2 separate regions of the Homo sapiens genome follow, and region 2 is linked to region 1. The links are chromatin loops, found by intact Hi-C in ENCODE. Cell type or tissue: PC-9. All regions are shown on one strand. Each heading gives the region's core, and the rest is flanking DNA. Links, peaks and the distances in the headings are about the cores only.

Region 1 (8,991 bases), core at 1-8,000:
ATCCCAGTACTTTGGGAGGTGGGAGGATGCCTTCAGCCACTGCACTCCAGCCTGGGTGACAGAATGAGACTCAGTCTCAAAGAAAAAAAAAACTAAAAAAAGGAAAGTTCAGTCTAAAGAAGAGAACATCAGGGCAAACATGATCATGGCTTCAGCGGATACTGTCAGGTAACTCCCCGTATCCCTTCAGCAGTCACTTTTGTAAACCAAAGGCCACTTCCTGGGGACTCTTCCTGAGGGCCTTGTTCCTGGTCACAGAGAACCCTCAGTTTGATCATAACACAAGCCAGGAGTGTAGGGTGCAGCCCTCAACCAGTGACAGCAGGGAACTGGGGGGTACCTGACCCACCCGCTAAGCCAGCTCTGAGGTCTGCCCTGCACAGGCTCCCAGAACTCCTTGGCTGCTCACGCCATGCCCTGCTTAATAACTCCCCTTGCGTTGCTGCCTCTGCTTCCTTGCCTCAGTTTCCCCCTCCTCTCCTGGGGCTCCCGTGGAATCACCTCCCAAATAAAGGACTTGCACCAGAATCCTTGTCTCAGGGCCTGCTGGAGGAACTGAAATAAAAACAACGATCTTCAAATCTGCCTAAGCCTCAATTTCCTTTATCTTCCAAAATAAAAGACAAGTTAAGCATTTTTGTAAAGAACAGGGTCAATAGGTAGAAGAAATGGGAATATAGATTTCAGTCAAAAAAGAATTTGTTTTTTTTCCTTCTGAAATGGAGTCTCGCCCTGTTGCCCAGGCTGGAGTGCAGTGGCGTGATCTCAGCTCACTGCAACCTCTGCCTCCCGGTTCAAGCAATACTCCTGCCTCATCCTCCCAAGTAGCTGGGATTACAGACACGCGACACCATGCTCAGCTAATTTTTGTATTTTTGGTAGAGACGGAGTTTCACCATGTTGGCCAGACTCATCTTGAACTCCTGACCTCAAGGTATCCACCCCCATCAGCCTACCAAAGTGCTGGCATTACAGGGGTGAGCCACCGGGCCCGACCAATAATTCTTTTTTTAAAGAGACAGAGTCTTGCTCGGTCACCTAGGCTGGAGTGCAGTGGCATGATCATAGTTCACTGCAGCCTTGAACTCCTGGGCTCAAGTGACCCTCCTGCCTCGGCCTCCTGAGTAGCTGGGCCTACAGGTGCACATGCCACCATACTCAGTTAATTTTTATTTAATTAAAAAAAATAGGCCGGGTGGGGTGGCTCACACCTGCAATTTCAGCACTTTGGGAGGCTGAGGCGGGCAGATCAGTTGAGGTCAGGAATTCGAGACCAGCCTGGGCAACATAGTGAAACCCTGTCTCTACTAAAAATACAAAAATTACCCGGGCATGGTGGTGCATGCCTGTAATCCTAGCTACTCAGAGGCTGAGGCAGAAGAATCATTCGAACCCAGGAGGTGGAGGCTGCAGTGAGCTAAGATTGTGCCACTGTACTCCAGCCTGGATGACAGAGCAAGACTCTGTCTCAAAAAAACAAACAAACAGCTGGGCATGGCGGTTTATGCCTGTAATCCCAGCACTTTGGGAGGCTGAGGCAGGTGGATCACTTGAGGTCAGGAGTTCGAGACAAGACTGACCAACATGGTGAAACACCATCTCTACTAAAAATACAAAATTAGCCGGGCGTGATGGCGCATGCCTGTAATCCCAGCTACTTGGGAGGCTGAGTCACGAGAATTGCTTGAGCCTGGGAGGCAGAGGTTGCAGTGAGCCGAGATTGTGCCATAGCACTCCAGCGTATGCAACAGGAGCAAAACTCCATCTCAATAAAAACAAAAACAAAAACAAACCACCCTCTCATGATCATCCAGACTGTTGTGCCTGGTTTGAGTGACAGGCAACTCACCATCTATCCTCTTCCCACCTACAACAGCTCTGACTATCACAAACTTCTGTTAAGTTCTTTTAAAAATTTGGCTGAAGCCAGGTGTGGTGGCTCTCCCCTATAATCCCAGTGCTTTGGGAGGCTGGAGTAAGCAGATCGCCTTGAAGCCAGGAGTTTGAGACCAGCCTGGCAACCTTTGGGCTCTACAAATTTCTTTTTTTTTGTGACAGAGTTTTGCTCTTTTTTCTTAGGCTGGAGTGCAATGGCACGATCTTGGCTCACTGCAACCTCTGCCCCCCAGGTTCAAGTGACTCTCCTGCCTCAGCCTCCCAAGTTGCTCGGATTACAAGCATGAGCCACCACAAAATTAGCCCGGCTAATTTTTGTATTTTTAGTAGAGACGGGGTTTCACCATGTTCGCCAGGCTGATCTCAACCTCCTGACCTCAGACGATCCCCCTGCCTCTGCCTTCCAAAGTGCTGGGATTACAGGCGTGAGCCACTGTGACTGGCCCCACACACACACACAAAATAATAATAATAATTGACCAGGTATGGCCAGACGTGGTGGCTCACTGTAATCCCAACATTTTTGAAGGCCAAGGTGAGACAGTCACTTGAGCCAAGAGTTTAAGACCAACCTGGGCCACATAGAGAGACCTCATCTCTATTTTTTTTTCTTTTTTGAGACAGTCTTGGTCTGTCGCCCAGGCTGGAGTGCAATGGCGGGATCTCGGCTCACTGTAACCTCTGCCTCCTGCATTCAAGCGATTCTCCTGCCTCAGCCTCCCTAGTAGCTGGGATTACAGGTGCCCGCCACCGTGCCTGGCTAATTTTTTTATTTCTAGTGGGGACGGGGTTTCACCATGTTGACCAGGCCCTCTCTCTCACTATATATATATATTATTTGTTGTTGTTTGTTTGTTTTGTTTTGTTTTAAGCCTCGGGTGATTGTGATGATCTGTCAGGTTTGGGATCTGTTAGATCTCTCAAATGCCCCCAGCCAGCCCTGGCCCTACAGGTGTGGCCCCAAGAAGATGGGCTGGCACCTGCCTGGACCCTGTTTTTAAATATCCATTGTCGAGGTTGGGCTACTCTATGATCACATCTTGAGACCATCCAGAGCTCCACACAGAGATAAGCAATGCTTAGAAAGGAAACAAAACTTTGCCCAAGAGCCAGAAACCTATCTTCAACAACCAATTGTGCTATAAAGTAACTTAGTTCAGTTCACTGGAATATTACTTAATTTCCTCTGCTTTTTCTTTTTAAACAAGAAAGTGTTGACTCAGCCAACAGCACTGGGAACCAGACTCCCTGGGGCCTGCCTGCCCCTGCTCTTCTCCCAAATTCTCTTCTTTTTTTGTCCCTGTTGATGGAATTCAATAAAGGGATCTCTACCATCTGTCACTTGTTTTTTTTTGTTGTTTGTTTGTTTGTTTTTTTTTTTTTTGGCAGAGTCTCACTCTGTCGCCCAGGCTGCAGTGCAGTGGTGCCATCTCAGCTCACTGCAACCTCCACCTCCCAGGTTCAAGTGATTCTCCTGCCTCACCCTCAGGAGTAGCTGGGATTACAGTTGCCTGCCACCATGCCCGGCCAATTTTTGTGTTTTTAGTAGAGACAGGGTTTCTCCATGTTGGCCAGGCTGATCTTGAACTCCTGACCTCAAGGGATCCGCCCACCTCGGTCTCCCAGAGTGCTGTGATCACAGGCATGAGCCACCACGCCCAGTGCCAGATTATCTTTCTTCACTGTCTAATTTCATTCCTATGAGTATTAGTTTACTTTTCCTTTGTTGGGTCAAAAGTGCTGCTTCTGTTCCCAACCACAGAATTCTCTGGAATTGTTTTCAGGGCCGTCTCAGTCTCATAAAAGGGGATCAGGCAGGAGGAGTTTGGGAGAAACCTGAGAAGGGCCTGATTTGCAGCATCATGATGGGCCTCTCCTTGGCCTCTGCTGTGCTCCTGGCCTCCCTCCTGAGTCTCCACCTTGGAACTGCCACACGTACGTAGCTGGCCCATTCCCCTCCTGGGGTTCCTTCCCGGACCGCCTGGGAGTGGATGGAAATGAGTATCTCCAAACCCTTCCTCTCCCTGATTTTTAGGTGGGAGTGACATATCCAAGACCTGCTGCTTCCAATACAGCCACAAGCCCCTTCCCTGGACCTGGGTGCGAAGCTATGAATTCACCAGTAACAGCTGCTCCCAGCGGGCTGTGATGTGAGTATTTCTCGGACGTACTTTCTGGGGCCCCATCAGTCATGCAACAGGATGGGTGCTGGGCAGACCCCCAGGATGAGCCTTGGGATGGGAACCTGGAAACCCCACCTCTGCACACTAACAAGTGTGACTCTGAGCTTCAGGTAGAACCTGACTTTTTTTTTCTCTTTTTGAGACGGAGTTTCTTTCTTGTTGCCCAGGCTAGAGTGCAATGGCACGATCTTGGCTCACTGCAACCTCCCCCTCCCGGGTTCAAGCAATTTTCCTGCCTCAGCCTCCCAAGTAGCTGGAATTACAGGCACATGCCACCATGCTCAGCTAATTTTTGTGTTATTAGTAGAATTTCACCATGGTTGGCCAGGCTGGTCTTAAACTTCTGAGCTCATGTGATTTGCCCGCCTCAGCCTCCCAAAATGCTGGGATTACAAGTGTGAGTCACTGGACCCAGCCAATCCCCACTTTTAATAAACTCACAGTGAAGTAAGAGCTCAGGAATCATCAGCTATGATGAATAACCTTGAAAATGTGGCTAACAATTAAATGACATGTTGAGTGCAGGGTTCCTTTCTGGGGTGATGAAAATATCCTAAAATTGATTGTGGTGATGGTTGCATAATCTATGACTATACTAAAAACCATTGAATTATAATTATAGCCTTTAAATTGGTGGAGTTGTACATGGTGGGGAGGTTTAGACGATCGCTTGAGCCCAGGAGTTCAAGGCTGCAGTGAGGTATGATCGCACCACTGCACTCCAGCCTGGGTAACACAGAGAGACTTCATCCCTAACAAAAGAGAAAAAAAAGAGTGAATTACAGTTATCCCCCAGTAACCACAGGGGATTGGTGCCAGGATTTTGGCATACAATTTCCCCTGAATTTATGCAGCTTTTGCATCACCGAGTTTTGTATTTTCTATCCTCCTTTGGTTGGCAAAAGGCTGCCTATGAGTGGGCCCACAGAGTTCAAATCCGTGTTGTTCAAGAGTCAACTGTATGTGCCGTGTGAATTATATCCCAACAAAGCTGTTCTATTACAATGAAAGAATCAGCCAGGTGAGGTGGCGCAGGCCTGTAAGCCCAGTTACTCCGGAGGCTGAGGCAGGAGAATCGCTTGAACCCGGGAGGCGGAGTTTGCAGGAGTAGAGATCGCGCCACTGCACTCCAGCCTGGGTGACAAGAGAGAAACTGTTTCAAAAAAAATAAAATAGGCCGGGCGTGGTGGCTCACGCCTGTAATCCCAGCACTTTGGGAGGCTGAGGTGGGCAGATCTCCTGAGGTTGGGAGTTCGAGACCAGCCTGACCAACGTGGAGAAACCCTGTCTCTACTAAAAATACAAAATTAGCTGGACGTGGTGGCGCATGCCTGTAATCCCAGCTACTTGGGAGGCTGAGGCGGAAGAATCACTTGAACCTGGGAGGCAGAGGTTGTGGTGAGCCGAGATCGCGCCATTGCACTCCAGCCTGGGCAACAAGAGTGAAACTCCGTCTCAAAAAAAATAAAAAATAAAACAAAATAAAGGCTAGGCGTGGTGGCTCACACCTGTTATCCCAGCACTTTGGGAGGCCAACACAGGCGGATCACCTGAGGTCAGGAGTTCGAGACCACCCTGGCCAACATGGCAAAACCTTGTCTCTATTAAAAACACAGAAATTCGCTGGGTGTGCTGATGCGTGCCTATAATCCCAGCTACTTGGGAGTCTGAGGCAGGAGCATCACTTGAACCTGGGAAATGGAGGTTGCAATGAGCTGAGATCATGCCATTGCACTCCAATGTGGGCAACAGAGTGAGAGTTCGTCTCAAAAAAAAAAAAAAAAAATTAAGTGTCCTGGTGCAGGTTACATGCTGCAGGCTAGAACTGGTGGAAAACGGTAAATGGTACCTGGTAGAGGTGGGTCTGGAGGCATAGTTTCCAGTGGAAATCAAGATAGGAAAGAGGAGGGAGACAAGGCCCAGGAGAAGAGGGGACAGGGACAGAGAGCAACAAGTTTGTGGCAAGGCCAGAAGACTAGTGAGAGAGCTGCCCCTCCTTCCCTTTCTATCCCACCCCAGGAGGCAAAGAGTCTCAATATTGACTTATCCGTGTCTCTTTTTCACAGATTCACTACCAAAAGAGGCAAGAAAGTCTGTACCCATCCAAGGAAAAAATGGGTGCAAAAATACATTTCTTTACTGAAAACTCCGAAACAATTGTGACTCAGCTGAATTTTCATCCGAGGACGCTTGGACCCCGCTCTTGGCTCTGCAGCCCTCTGGGGAGCCTGCGGAATCTTTTCTGAAGGCTACATGGACCCGCTGGGGAGGAGAGGGTGTTTCCTCCCAGAGTTACTTTAATAAAGGTTGTTCATAGAGTTGACTTGTTCATAACATTTTTTGTCCATAAAACCCGAGTTTTCTTTAAGGAAAGAAAATTGATTCAATATGGATGGCTGGTTGCCTGGGAGGTCCCCAACCCCCGGGCAGACCCCGATACGGAATTCTGCCGTGGGTTTTTGTTTGTTTGTGCAAAAAAAAGCAAGGGTAATTTTAATACACTTTGGTAAAATGCTTGGTGAATTTTTTAACATTATTTAGAGAAAAAAGTTTAGTTTATTTGGAAAAGTAAGTTCTGTGCAACACCTCACAGCCTGTCAGTGCCGTGTAAATGTAGTAGCTCCGTGTTTGGCAGCGCTTTCTCTTAAGAAAGCAAGACACTAATTAGTTAATGTGAATATTATCTACCTACCAAACTGCGGGTGCGTTGTCTATATAGCTTAAATAAGCTTTTTACAAAAATAATCAGCCGGGTGCAGTGGTTCACGGCTGTAATCCCAGCACTCTGGGAGGCTGAGGTGGGAGGATCACTTGAGCCCAGGAGTTTGAGATCAGCCTGGGCAACATAGTGGCACCCATCACTACAAAAAAATTTAACAGTTACTCAGACGTGGTGGTGGGTGCCTGTAGTCACAGCTACTTGGGAGGCTGAGGTGGGAGGATTGCTTGAGTCTAGGAGGTCGAGGATACAGTGAGCCATGATCACACCACTGCACTCCAGTCTGAGCAACAGAGCAAGACCCTGTCTCAAATAATAATAATAATAATAATAAAGACTAACCTGGGCACCACAGTGAAACCCTGTCTCTACAAAAACACAAAAAATTAGCCAGGTGGGGTGGCACACACCTGTGGTCCCAGCTACTCAGGAGGCTGAGGCAGGAGGATTACTTGAGGCCAGGAGTTAGAGGTTGCAATGGGCCAAGATCACACCACTGCACTCCAGCCTGGGTGACAGATCAAGCCCCTGTCTCAAAAATATTTTTTTAATAAAAAATAAAAAGTCCGGGCACAGTGGCTCATGCCTGTAATCCAAACACTTTGGGAGGCCGAGGCAGGTGGATCATGAGGTCAGGAGATTGAGACCATCCTGGCTAACACAGTGAAACCCCATCTCTACTAAAAATACAAAAAATTAGCAGGGCGTGGTGGCGGGTGCCTGTAGTCCCAGCTACTCAGGAGGCTGAGGCAGGAGAATGGTGTGAACCTGGGAGGCGGAGCTTGCAGTGAGCAGAGATCGCGCCACTGCACTCCAGCCTGGGCGACAGAGCGAGACTCCATCTCAAAATAAATAAATAAATAAATAAATAAATAAATAAATAAAATAATAATTATTATTATTTTTGCCATTTCTTGCAACTTTTTGTGAATCTATAATTATTGTTTATAGTTATTAATTATTAATATCTATAATTGTTATAGATTTACAAGAAGTTGCAAAAATGGTATGGGGAGGTCAGGTGTATCTTTTTTATTATTGAGACAGAGTCTTGCTCTGTCACCCAGACTGGAGTGCAGTGGCATAATTACAGCTCCCTATAGCCTCTACCTCCCTGAGTTCAGGTGACCCTCCCACCTCAGCCTCCCAAGTAGGTAGGACTACAGGCATGGTCCACCACACCCGGCTAACTTTTGTATTTTGGCAGAGACAGGGTTTCACCATGTTGCCCAGGCTGGTCTCAAATTCTTGGGCTCAAACCATCTGCCCACCTCAGCCTCCCAAAGCACTGGGATTACAGGTGTGAGCCACCGTGCCCAGCCCCCAAATCTATCTTTTATTTAGTTTACCCCAATGGCTACAGCTTACATAATTATAATGCAATATCAAACCCAGGAAATTGACATTGGTATAAAGCGTGTGCATAGTTCTGTCATACTGTCGTTTTATCACGTGTATAGATTTACATTATAGCAACTGAGATCCCGATCTATTCCAACGTCACGGAGATCTCCCTCCATTCACCCCTTGACAATCACACCTCCCATCCACCACCATCTTTAGCTCCTGGCAACCATCATCCTACTCTTTGGTATTATGAATTTGACTTTTTAGATGCTATGTAGGTAGTAAGTGAGATCAGGCAGTATTTGTCTTTCTGCGTCTGGCTTATTTCACTTTGCATAATGTCCTCCAGGTTTATCCATGTTGTTGCAAATGGCAGGATTTCCTTCTTTTTTAAGGCTGAATAATATTTCTTTCTTTTTTTTTTTTTTTTTTTTTTTTTTTTTTTTTTTTTTGAGATGGAGTCTCGCTCTGTCGCCCAGGCTGGAGTGCAGTGGTACGAGCTCGGCTCACTGCAAGCTCCGCCTCCCGGGTTCACGCCATTATCCTGCCTCAGCCTCCTGAGTAGCTGGGACTACAGGTGCCTGCCACCACGCCCGGCTAATTTTTTGTAGTTTTAGTAGAGATGGGGTTTCACCGTGTTAGCCAGGATTGTCACGATCTCCTGACCTCGTGATCCGCCCATCTCGGCCTCCCAAAGTGCTGGGATTACAGGCGTGAGCTACCGCGCCCTGCAAGGCTGAATAATATTTCATTGTCTGTGTGGATCACATCTTCTTTATCCATTCATTCACTGATGGACACTTAGGTTGTTTCCATATATGGGCTATTGTGAATAATGCTTCAATA
Region 2 (9,983 bases), core at 787-8,786, 72 kb before region 1:
TACTAAAAATACAAAAAATCAGCCGGTCACGGTGGCACGTGCCTGTAGTCCCAGTTACTTGGGAGGCTGAGGAGCAAGAATCACTTGAACCCAGGAGGCAGAGATTGCAATGAGCCAAGATCGTGCCACTGCACTCCAGTCTGGGTGACAGAGCGAGACTCTGTCTCAGAAAAATATAAAGAAAGAAAGAAAGAAAAGAAGAGAATGTGCCACTGCCCTCTTCAGCCTGGATCATAGAGCAAGATCTCTCTCTCTCTCTCAAAAAAAGAAAGCTTAGTACTCAAAGATTTCTTTTTTTTTTTTTTTAAATAGAGATAGGGTCTCTCTATGTTTCCCAGGCTGGTTTCAAAGTCGTGGGCTCCAGGGATCCTCCTGCCTCAGCCTCCCAAAGTGCTGGGATTACAGGTGTGAGCCACCGCACCCGGCCTCAAAGCTGCATCTTAAGGAGAAACGACAATCTAAGCAGAGAGAATGGCACAACACAGGCTTGGAGGCGGCCCCTTTGGGGAAGTAAAAGCAGCCAGTTTAGCCCTCCCTCCATTCCCACCATGGCTCAGGCTCTTCTCTTTATTTCAGCCTCTGCTGCCTTCTGGATTCTTGTCCTTTTTCCATTGCCAGCTCTTGGTGACAACATGCAGCTCACCAGTTTGACCTGTGGTGCTCTCTAAGGCTGTCACTTCTACTTCCCCTCTGGCTCTCTCTAGTCTGAGACAATTCGAGTAACCTCCCTGCCCGCCAGTGTGGCTCCTTGGCACCACAAGCCCAGCCCTCTAACAGAAACAACCAGACAGATGCAAACCGGGACACCTAAGGATGGACAGCAGGGCTCCATCCTCCTGTTCAATGCTGCCACTGGGATCTCAAATGAAGACGGAGAAGCTCTCATTTTCGCCAGACACTGTGGCTCACTCCTGTCATCCCAGCGCTTTGGGAGACTGCGGCAGGAGAATTGCTTGAGGCTGGGAATTGGAGACCAGCCTGGGAAACTTAGCAAGGCCCTGTCTCTACCACACATGAAAAATAGCTGGGGGTGGTGGTGTGTGCCTGTGGTCCCAGCTACTCAGGAGGCTGAGGCAGGAGGATCGCTGGAGCCCAGGAGGTTGAGGCTGCAGTGAGCCATGATCGCACCACTGCACTCCAGCCTGGGTGATGGAGCAAGACCCTGTCTCTAAAAAAAAGGCCTGATTTTCAAGAATGTGTGCCCAAATCTGGGGGTGGGAGAGGAGACATTCAGGATCCTAACAGGCTAGAGAAAAGGTCCAACTCTTAGGAGATGAAATAGCTAAGCCTCTGGTCACAAAGCCATGACCAAATCCCAGAAAGGAGAGGCAAGGCACTGCAGGAAAAGACTCGGGGGTTTAGAAAAGAAGCTGTGAACTGGGTGCGGTGGCTCACGCCTGTAATCCCAGCACTTTGGGAGGCAGAAGTGGGCGGATCAACTGAGGTCAGGAATCCAAGACCAGCCTGGCCAACATGGTGAAACCCCCTCTCTACTAAAAATACAAAAATTAGCCGGGTGCGGTGGTGGCATGTGCCTGTAATCCCAGCTACTCAGGAGGCTGAGGCAGGAGAATCGCTTGAGCCTGGGAGGCTGGAGGTTGCAATGAGCTGAGATTGGCCCACTGCACTCCAGCCTGGATGACAGAGTGGAAAAAAAAAAACAAAACCAGCCTCAGCAACATAGTGAGATCCATTTCTACAAAAAATTTTTTAAAATTAGCCAAGTGTGGTGGTGCATACCTGTAGTCCCAGCTACTAGGGAGGCTGAGGTAGGAGGATCACTTGAGCCTGGGATGTTGAGGCTGCTGTGAGCCAAGATTGCACCACTGCACTCCAGTCTGGGTGACAGAGTGAGACCCTGTTTCCAAAGAAAAAAAAACACCAATAATAAACATTGATTATTTTACATACTTTTTTTGGTCAGGGATTCAGAAATGACTTAGGTACATGGTTTGGATTTAAGGTTTCTCTTAAGGTTGTAGCCAAGATGTTGTCCAGGTCTACAGCCATCTGTCAGCGTTACTCAGCTGGAGGCACGGAGGCATTCCTGCCTGCACTGAGACATTCCTGCCCTTTCACAGTCTTGACACTTTTGAAGACTACTGGACAGTTAGTTTGTAGAATGCCCATCAATTTGGGTTTGTCTGATATTCTCTTGTGGTTAGATTGAGGCTATGCATTTTTCTCAACGAGACTGTAATAGTACAGTTGTGTCCTTTTTATTTATTTTTTGAGACAGGGTCTCACTCTGTCACCCAGCCTGGAGTACAGTGGTGCAATCATAGCTCACTGCAGCCTCGACCTCCTGGGCTTAAGTGATCTTCCCACCTCAGCCTCCCGAGTAGCTGGAATTACAGGCATGCATCATCGTGCCCAGCTAATTTTTATATTTTTGTAAACACAGGGTCTCATTACGTTGCCCAGGCTGATCTCAAACTCCTGAGCTCAAGTGATCCTCCTGCCTCAGCCTCCTAAAGTGCTGGGATTACAGGTGTGAGCTACTGTATTCAGCCTCCAAGCTGTGTCCTTTTTAGTGTATCACATTAGAGGGTTCATGATGGCATTATATCTCATTGCTGGAGATGTTCACCTTGACCATTTGGTTCAAGTGGTGTCTTCTGAGATTTTCCACTGTTATATTACCATTTTTCACTTTGTATTTAATAAAATCATGAAGTCTCCTAAAGCTTTCTCAGGCATCTACATTTGTCAAAGCTCCCTGAGTGATTCCATTGTGCTACCGGGGTTGAAAACCACCAAATAGGTAGATCAAGTTCATGGAGGAGCTAAGATGGGTGAGATGGGGACTTGAAAAGAGGTGACATGAGGAATGGCTGAACGCCTGCAGAATATAAGAGTCAGGGACTGGCTGGGCATGGTGGCTCATGCCTCTAATCCCAGCACTTTGGGAGGCCGAGGTGGGTGGATCACCTGAGATCAGGAGTTCAAGACCAGCCTGGCCAACCCCATCTCTACTAAAAATACAAACAAAATTAGCCCGGCGTGGTGGTGGGTGCCTGTAGTTCCAGCTACTCAGGAGGCTGAGGCAGGAGAATCGCTTGAGCCTGGGAGGCGGAGGTTGTAGTGAGCCAAGATCACGCCACTACACTCTAGCCTGGGCAACAAGAGCAAAACTCTGTCTCAAAAAAACAAACAAACCAAACGAACAAAAAAAACCAAAGTCAGGGACTAACATGTTTGAAAATATCTGAAGAGCTGTCAAGTGTGAATAGTTCCTGTGCAAACCAAAAATAAAATTCTAAGCACCCCCATCAACAGAATGGACTCCTCTTTCAGCCAAGGGCATTCCAAAGTTAACCTGAAACACTAGTACAGGCCATCATGGGAAGGGGTGTTTGGACATGCCTCATTATACCCACCTCCCTTTGAAATTCAGGTATAGCCAACAAGCATGAACATGAAAAGAGAAACCTTAAGATGGACAAAACACACTCTTTAGCAATGAGATACCAGCATGACAGATAGCAGGCCCTGAAAGAAATCAAAGTATTTTACCCACAAATATATTTCTTTGAGATACATACATACATATATATATATATATATAGACACACACATACATATATATACACACACATATATATGTGTGTGTGTATATATACATATATATAAACTTTTGTTTAGGTCAGGCACAGTGGCACATACTTGTAATCCCAGCACTTTGGGAAGCTGAGACGGGTGAATTGCTTGAGCTCAAGACTTTGAGAGCAGCTTGGGCAACATGGTAAAACCCTGTCTACAGTTTTTTTTTTCTGTTTTTTTTTTTTGATACAGAGTCTCACTCTGTCACTGAGGCTGGAGTGCAATGGCATGATCTCGGCTCACTGCGACCTCCACCTTCCGGGTTCAAGTGATTCTCCTGCCTCAGCTTTCTGAGAAGCTGGGATTACAGGTGCACAGCACCATGCCCAGCTAATTTTTGTATTTTCAGTAGAGATGGGGTTTCACCATGTTGGCCAGGCTGGTCTTGAACTTCCGACCTCAGGTGATCCACCTGCCTTAGCCTGCCTCCCAAAGTATTGGGATTACGGGAGTGAGCCACCAAACCCAGCTCCAAATTTTCTTTTTTTAAATTAGCCATGTGTGGTGATAAGCACCTGTAGTCCCCACCACTCAGGAGGCTGAGGTAGGACGATTGCTTGAGACCAGGAGGTCGAGGCTGCAATGAGCTGATTGTGCCACTGCACTCCAGTCTGGCAGTGAGAGTGAGATTGTCTCAAAAAACACAAAACAAACAAACAAACAAAATAAAGACAGGGTCTCCTATGTTGCCCAGGCTGGTCTCGAACTCCTGGGTTCAATCAATCCTCCTGCCTCAGCCTCCCAAAGTGCTGGGGTTGTAGGCGTAAACCATCATGCCAGCCTCTATGGGAGCCATAAAGTGGTCTATGTAATCACACACTTGTCAAACCAATTCTATCCGTGATTCTTGGGGAAATCTGTGAAGTCCCATCTATCTGAAGAGATGTTGTGGAGGCTGAAATAACTCCATCTTGGAAGCTAGGCTTCTGATTAACCCTGGTTCCAAGAATGCCTCTAAGATTTCCAGTTTATCTATCATTCCTTATATAAAAGCGCATACTTACCATTAATCCTGCCCTTATGCCAGAGGCGTTAGAACCAGAGTGACTCCATCTTGAGTGAGGGCTAAGAAAAATGAGGCTGGGGCTTGCTGGGCCGCACTCCCAGAAAGTGAGGTATTCCTAGCCTCCAGATGTTTACAGTTAAGGGAACAGATTGACAATGTTTACTAAACAGACCCAGACTTAGGAGTGTCCTGATATCCCGATATCTTGACAACAGAAGCGTTCCTACGATAATTTCGATTCTTGCGAAATACAGTAAGAAAATTAATCCTTTATCACAAACCCTTGTAGCAGAACACATCTCCCCATAATCTTTTCTTATGCTATATATAAACAAGTATTGTCTCCAGGGTGGACACATTCCTCCTCTTCCTAACCTGTCTGTGGAGTAGCTGTGTCCTTCACCACGTTACTTTCCTAATAAACTTGCTTTTACTTTATGAACTTGCCCTGAATTCTTTCTGGCGCGAGATCCAAGAACCCTCTGTTGGGGTCTGGATCGGGACCCCTTTCTGGTAACACTTGGATCAAATCAACCTTGATGAACTCCTACTTACTGTAAATCCTGCCCTTAAGCAAATTCCTACACATTCCTTCTGGAGCATGTGCATTCTTTCCTTATGGTATATAGTTCCTGAGTCTGGGATGTAACAGCATGGAGATCTACCTGCCTTGTGGCCATCCAAGACGATGCTTCTGTCCATAGTTCCCCCAGTGAAACACCCCGTGATGACAAACTGGATTTGTCTGCCTCATTCTTTGGTTTCTTGGCTCCTTCTATACTTAGGGTTGTTTTGCATATAAGGCCCTATTGTGAAACAGATGTTTAATATGAGTCACTGTTCTGTTTAGAAATATACATTGTTGTTACTGTTGATCTCCACTTCTGCGGGGGTGTTTCCTGTTCTGGAAATCTCTCTGCTGGCCCCTGGGGCACCTCCGTGAATAGTGAAATGCTCACTACTTGGCAGGGAGACTTTCAGCTCTGAGTCCAGCCTGCAAACACCCCAATATCACTCTTCGCACAGAGATACAGGCACTGTGACACTAAGCTGGAGGCAAGGTATGTGGGGAGGCTGGCCTGGGGAAATAAAGCTATTTTTGGATCCAATAAAGCTTCCTAAAGCTGAGGCCACCTAAGAGGTATCCGTCAAATGCTTACCTTGTATAGGATTCTTCTGTGTATTTTGGTCCAGTGGTCAGCAAGAGGCCGGGAGCTACAGAACTACCCATCCAGGGCCCCAGGGAAGGTTAAGGACAGGGTTAAACCAGACTTCAATTCTCATCATCCTGATGCAGCAAGAAGGAAATGTCTGTTATCAGTGTGGGTGGGAGTTGTGTTTCCCCTGAAAGGAGTGGAAATTTCACTGAAAGTCATCCTGGAAAGAGGCCAGTCTTCGGAGACAGAAAAAAAAAAAAAAATGAAAAGGCTGGGCGCGGTGGCTAATACCTATAATCCCAGAACTTTGGGACACCAAGGTCTGCTGATCACTTGAGGTCAGGAGTCCAAGGCCAGCCTGGCCAACATGGCAAAACCCTTTCTCTACTAAAATTACAAAAAAAAATTAGCCGGGTGTGGTGGCACACACCTGTGGTCCCAGCTACTTGGGAGGCTGAGGCACGAGAATCGCTTGAACCCGGGAGGCAGAGGTTGCAGTGAGCCAAGATCGTACTATAGCACTCCAGCCTAGGTGACAGACTGAGACTCAGTGTCAAAAAAAAAAAAAAAAAAAGAAGCTTGGGGAGGTGGGTCTCAAAGACAAAACAAAAGCTTTTTCTCTCCCCAGGGCTGCTAAACCTGGATTTTGAGGCACAGACAAAAGATCTATGTTGTAGCTAATTTTCTGACAATTTGGCTATGCTAAGGTGCCTGTCTAGACATCAGTTTAGATGCTAACACCAGTCTAGGTGCTACTATGAAGGTAATTTTCAGACATGATTAACTTTTTTAATTTTTATTTTAGAGACAGAGTCTTGCTCTGTCGCCCAGGCTGGAGTGCAGTGGTGCGATCATAGCTCACTGCAGCCTCAACCTTCCAGACTCAAGTGATCCTCCCACTTAAGCCTCCCAAGTAGCTGGGACTACAGGCTCACACCACCACGCCTGGCTTTATTTTATTTTTTTTGTAGAGACAGGGTCTCGCTATATTGCCCAGGCTGGTCTCAAACTCCTGAACTCAAAGCGATCCTCCTGCCTCGGCCTCCCAAAGTGCTGGGATTACAAACGTGAGCCACCGTGCCTGGCTGTGATGAACATTTAAATCAGCAGACTTTGAATAAAGACGATGACCCTCCACAAAGCAGGTAGGTCTCATCCAATCACTTGAAGGCTTTAAGGTCAAAGAGTGAGGTTTCCTGAAGAAGAAGGAATTGGGCCTCGATTCCACTGCAACATAGAAACCCTGGCTGGGTTTCCAGCCTGCTTGGCCTGCCTGAAGAATTTAGACACGAGGCTGCAACACCACCTCTTCCCTGGATCTCCAGCCTGCCAGCTTGCCCTACACATTTTGAACTTGCCAGCCTCTGCAATTACAGAAGCCAGTTCTTTTTCTTTTTCTCTTGAGACAGAATCTCACTTTTGTCGCCCAGGCTGGAGTGCAATGGCATGATCTCAGCTCACTGAAACCTCCGCCTCTCAGATTCAAGTGATTCTCCTGCCTCAGTCTCCCAAGTAGCTGGGATTACAGGTGCCCACCACCATGCCTGGCTAATTTTTGTATTTTTAGTAGAGATGGGGTTTCACCATGTTGGGCAGCCTGGTCTTGAACTCCTGACCTCAGGCGATCCGCCTGCCTTGGCCTCCCAAAGTGCTGGCATGAGCCACCACGCCTGGCCTAAACCAATTCTTATTTATTTATTTTTTGAGACGGAATTTCGCTCTTGTTGCCCAGGCTGGAGTGCAATGGCATGATCTCAGCTCACTGCAACCTCCACCTCCCGGGTTCAAGTGATTCTCCTGCCTCAGCCTCCCGACTAGCTGGGACTACAGGCATGCACCACTATACCCAGCTAATTTTTTGTATTTTTAGTAGAGACGGGGTTTCTCCATGTTGACCAGGCTGGTCTTGAACTCCTGACCTCAGGTGATCTGCCTGCCTCGGCTCCCAAAGTGCTGGGATTACAAGCATGAGCCACCGCGCCCAGCCTAAGCCAGTGCTTTAAAATAATGAAAGGATTATTTTTCTCTCTCTGTATGTATATCCTATTCACTCTGTTTGAGAGCCTTGACTAATACAGTTTCACTAGAAATTGACTCCTATTGCAATGACTGAGGATGGGAGTTGGGGAGGAATCATATTGGAAGAGATCCTGTGGGCAGGTTGGTGCCTATGGCCTCTGACTGCAGCCCCTTCCAAGACTCAGCTGGAAGCATCTGGATTAAGGGATTGGAAAACTCTAGCCTGTAGACCAAATCCACTCGTAGGCTACAGTGTACAGCCCACAGTGTTAAGATTGTTTTTGTATTTTTAAAGGATTGTTAAAAACAAATAGACAAGCCGGAGGCAGTGGCTCACACCTTTAATCCCAACACTCTGGGAGGCCAAGGCGGGAGGATTGCTTGAGCTCAGGAGTTTCAAACCAGTCTGGGCAACATAGCAAGACCCCATCTCTATTAAAAATCAATCACAGGTGACTGAGGTGGTGCATGCACCTGTAGTCCCAGGTATTCAGGAAGCTGAGGCAGGAAGATCTTTTGAGGCCAGGAGTTTGAGACCAGCCTGGGCAACATAGCAAGACCCTGCCTCTATAAAAACTGTTTGAAATAGCCAGGTATGGTATTACAGGCCTGTAGTCCCAGCTACTTGGGAGACTGAAGCAGAAGGATCACTTGAGCCTGGGAGTTCAAAGCTGTAGTGAGCTCTGATCGCACCATCACACTGCAGCCTGGACAACAGAGTGAGACTCTGTCTATTTTTTTTTTTTTGAGATGGAGTCTTGTTCTGTTGCCCAGGCTGGAGTGCAGTGGCGCGATCTCGGCTCACTGCAAGCTCCACTTTCCGGGTTCATGCCATTCTCCTGCCTCAGCCTCCTGAGTAGCTGGGACTACAGGCACCCGCCACCACACCCTGCTAATTTTTTTGTATTTTTAGTAGAGACGGGGTTTCACCATGTTAGCCAGGATGGTCTCGATCTCCTGACCTCGTGATCCACCCACCTCAGCCTCCCAAAGTGCTGGGATTACAGGCGTGAGCCACCGCGCCTGGCTACTCTGTGTCTAAAATATAAAAAATCAGAACAAAACAAAAAGGTATACCCCCAGCCATCAACCACCTCCACACTTCAGCCTACTCCAAAACCCTAAAAAACTCCTAACTATGAGTTGTTTGGTATCTCTCGGTATTAGCTAACCCTGGGAGGGTCAGTTTCCTCCTCTAGCACCAGCAAGGCCCCAGATGTCAAAAAATAGAATCAAAATACAGGCCTTCCATGAGCCAGGCATGGTGGCTCATGCCTATAATCCCAGCACTTTGGGAGGCTAAGGCAGGCAGATCACCTGCGGTCAGGAGTTCAAGTTCAAGGAGGTCAAGGAACCTGGCCAACATGGTGAAACCCCATCTCTACTAAAAATACAAAAATTAGCTGAGCATGATGTTGCGTGCCTGTAGTCCCAGCTACAAGAGAGGCTGAGGCATGAGGATAGCCTGAACCCAGGAGGCAGAGGTTGCAGGGAGCCAAGCTCGCACCACTGCACTCCAGCCTGGGCAACACAGCAAGACTCTGTCTCGAAAACAAAACAAAACAAAAAAGAATCAAAATGCAGAAAATAAAGATACATGCTTAATATACTGGGTCATCTAGTGATTCTGGGTTTGTTTGTTTTTTGAGACAGACTCTCGCTCTGTCACCCAGGCTGGAGTGCAGTGGCACGATTTCAGCTCACTGCAACCTCTGCCTCCCAGGTTCAAGCGGTTCTCCTGCCTCAACCTCCCCAGTAACTGGGATTACAGGCATGCACCACCATGCTCAGCTACTTTTTTTTTTTTTTTTTTTTTTGTATTTTTGGTAGACACGGGGTTTCACCATATTGGCCAGGCTGGTCTTGAACGCCTGACCTCAAGTGATCCACCCACCTCAGCCTCTCAAAGTGCTAGGATTACAGGCATGAGCCACCGTGCCCAGCCTAGTGATTCTATGTTTACATTTAGAGGAACTGCTTTTCCACGGTACTGGACCATTTTACATCGCCACCAACAATGTAGAGTACCTGCAGATAGGTCCTTTGTCTGATATTCACGGCAAGTCAATACACAGATACACCAGGTTGCAGTAGAGAAGGAGGTTTCTTCATAAGGCCACCAAACGAGGAGATGGAGGAAACCTCAAATTCATCTCCCCCAGGAATTTGGAGTTAGGGTTTTTCAGAGTTTTGGAGTG

The links. Peaks named below come from ENCODE experiments on the same cell type or tissue, not always from the same donor. Only the 100,000 strongest peaks of a DNase experiment are listed, where the experiment ranks them.
Region 2: a loop joins it to region 1, with 2.3 times the contacts of the local background. A loop is called at or near these places in 6 of 110 quality-filtered maps.

Annotation. Positions count from the first base shown.
Region 1 is chr7:75,766,944-75,775,934 of GRCh38, reverse strand. It overlaps CCL26 (C-C motif chemokine ligand 26), which reads left to right and starts at 3,724. Exons shown (of 3, transcript NM_001371938.1): 1 at 3,724-3,831; 2 at 3,932-4,046; 3 at 6,146-6,397. The coding sequence starts at 3,759. The coding sequence ends at 6,242. RefSeq lists a silencer at 2,910-3,204. In PC-9, for the core only: no CTCF peak of the experiment used is centred there; a DNase peak (open chromatin) is centred at 3,594; H3K27ac peaks cover 1,486 bases.
Region 2 is chr7:75,838,536-75,848,518 of GRCh38, reverse strand. No RefSeq gene overlaps it. Among named protein-coding and RNA genes, the nearest start is that of CCL24, 30 kb to the right of the region's middle. RefSeq lists an enhancer at 5,367-5,586. In PC-9, for the core only: no CTCF peak of the experiment used is centred there; a DNase peak (open chromatin) is centred at 5,438; H3K27ac peaks cover 1,104 bases.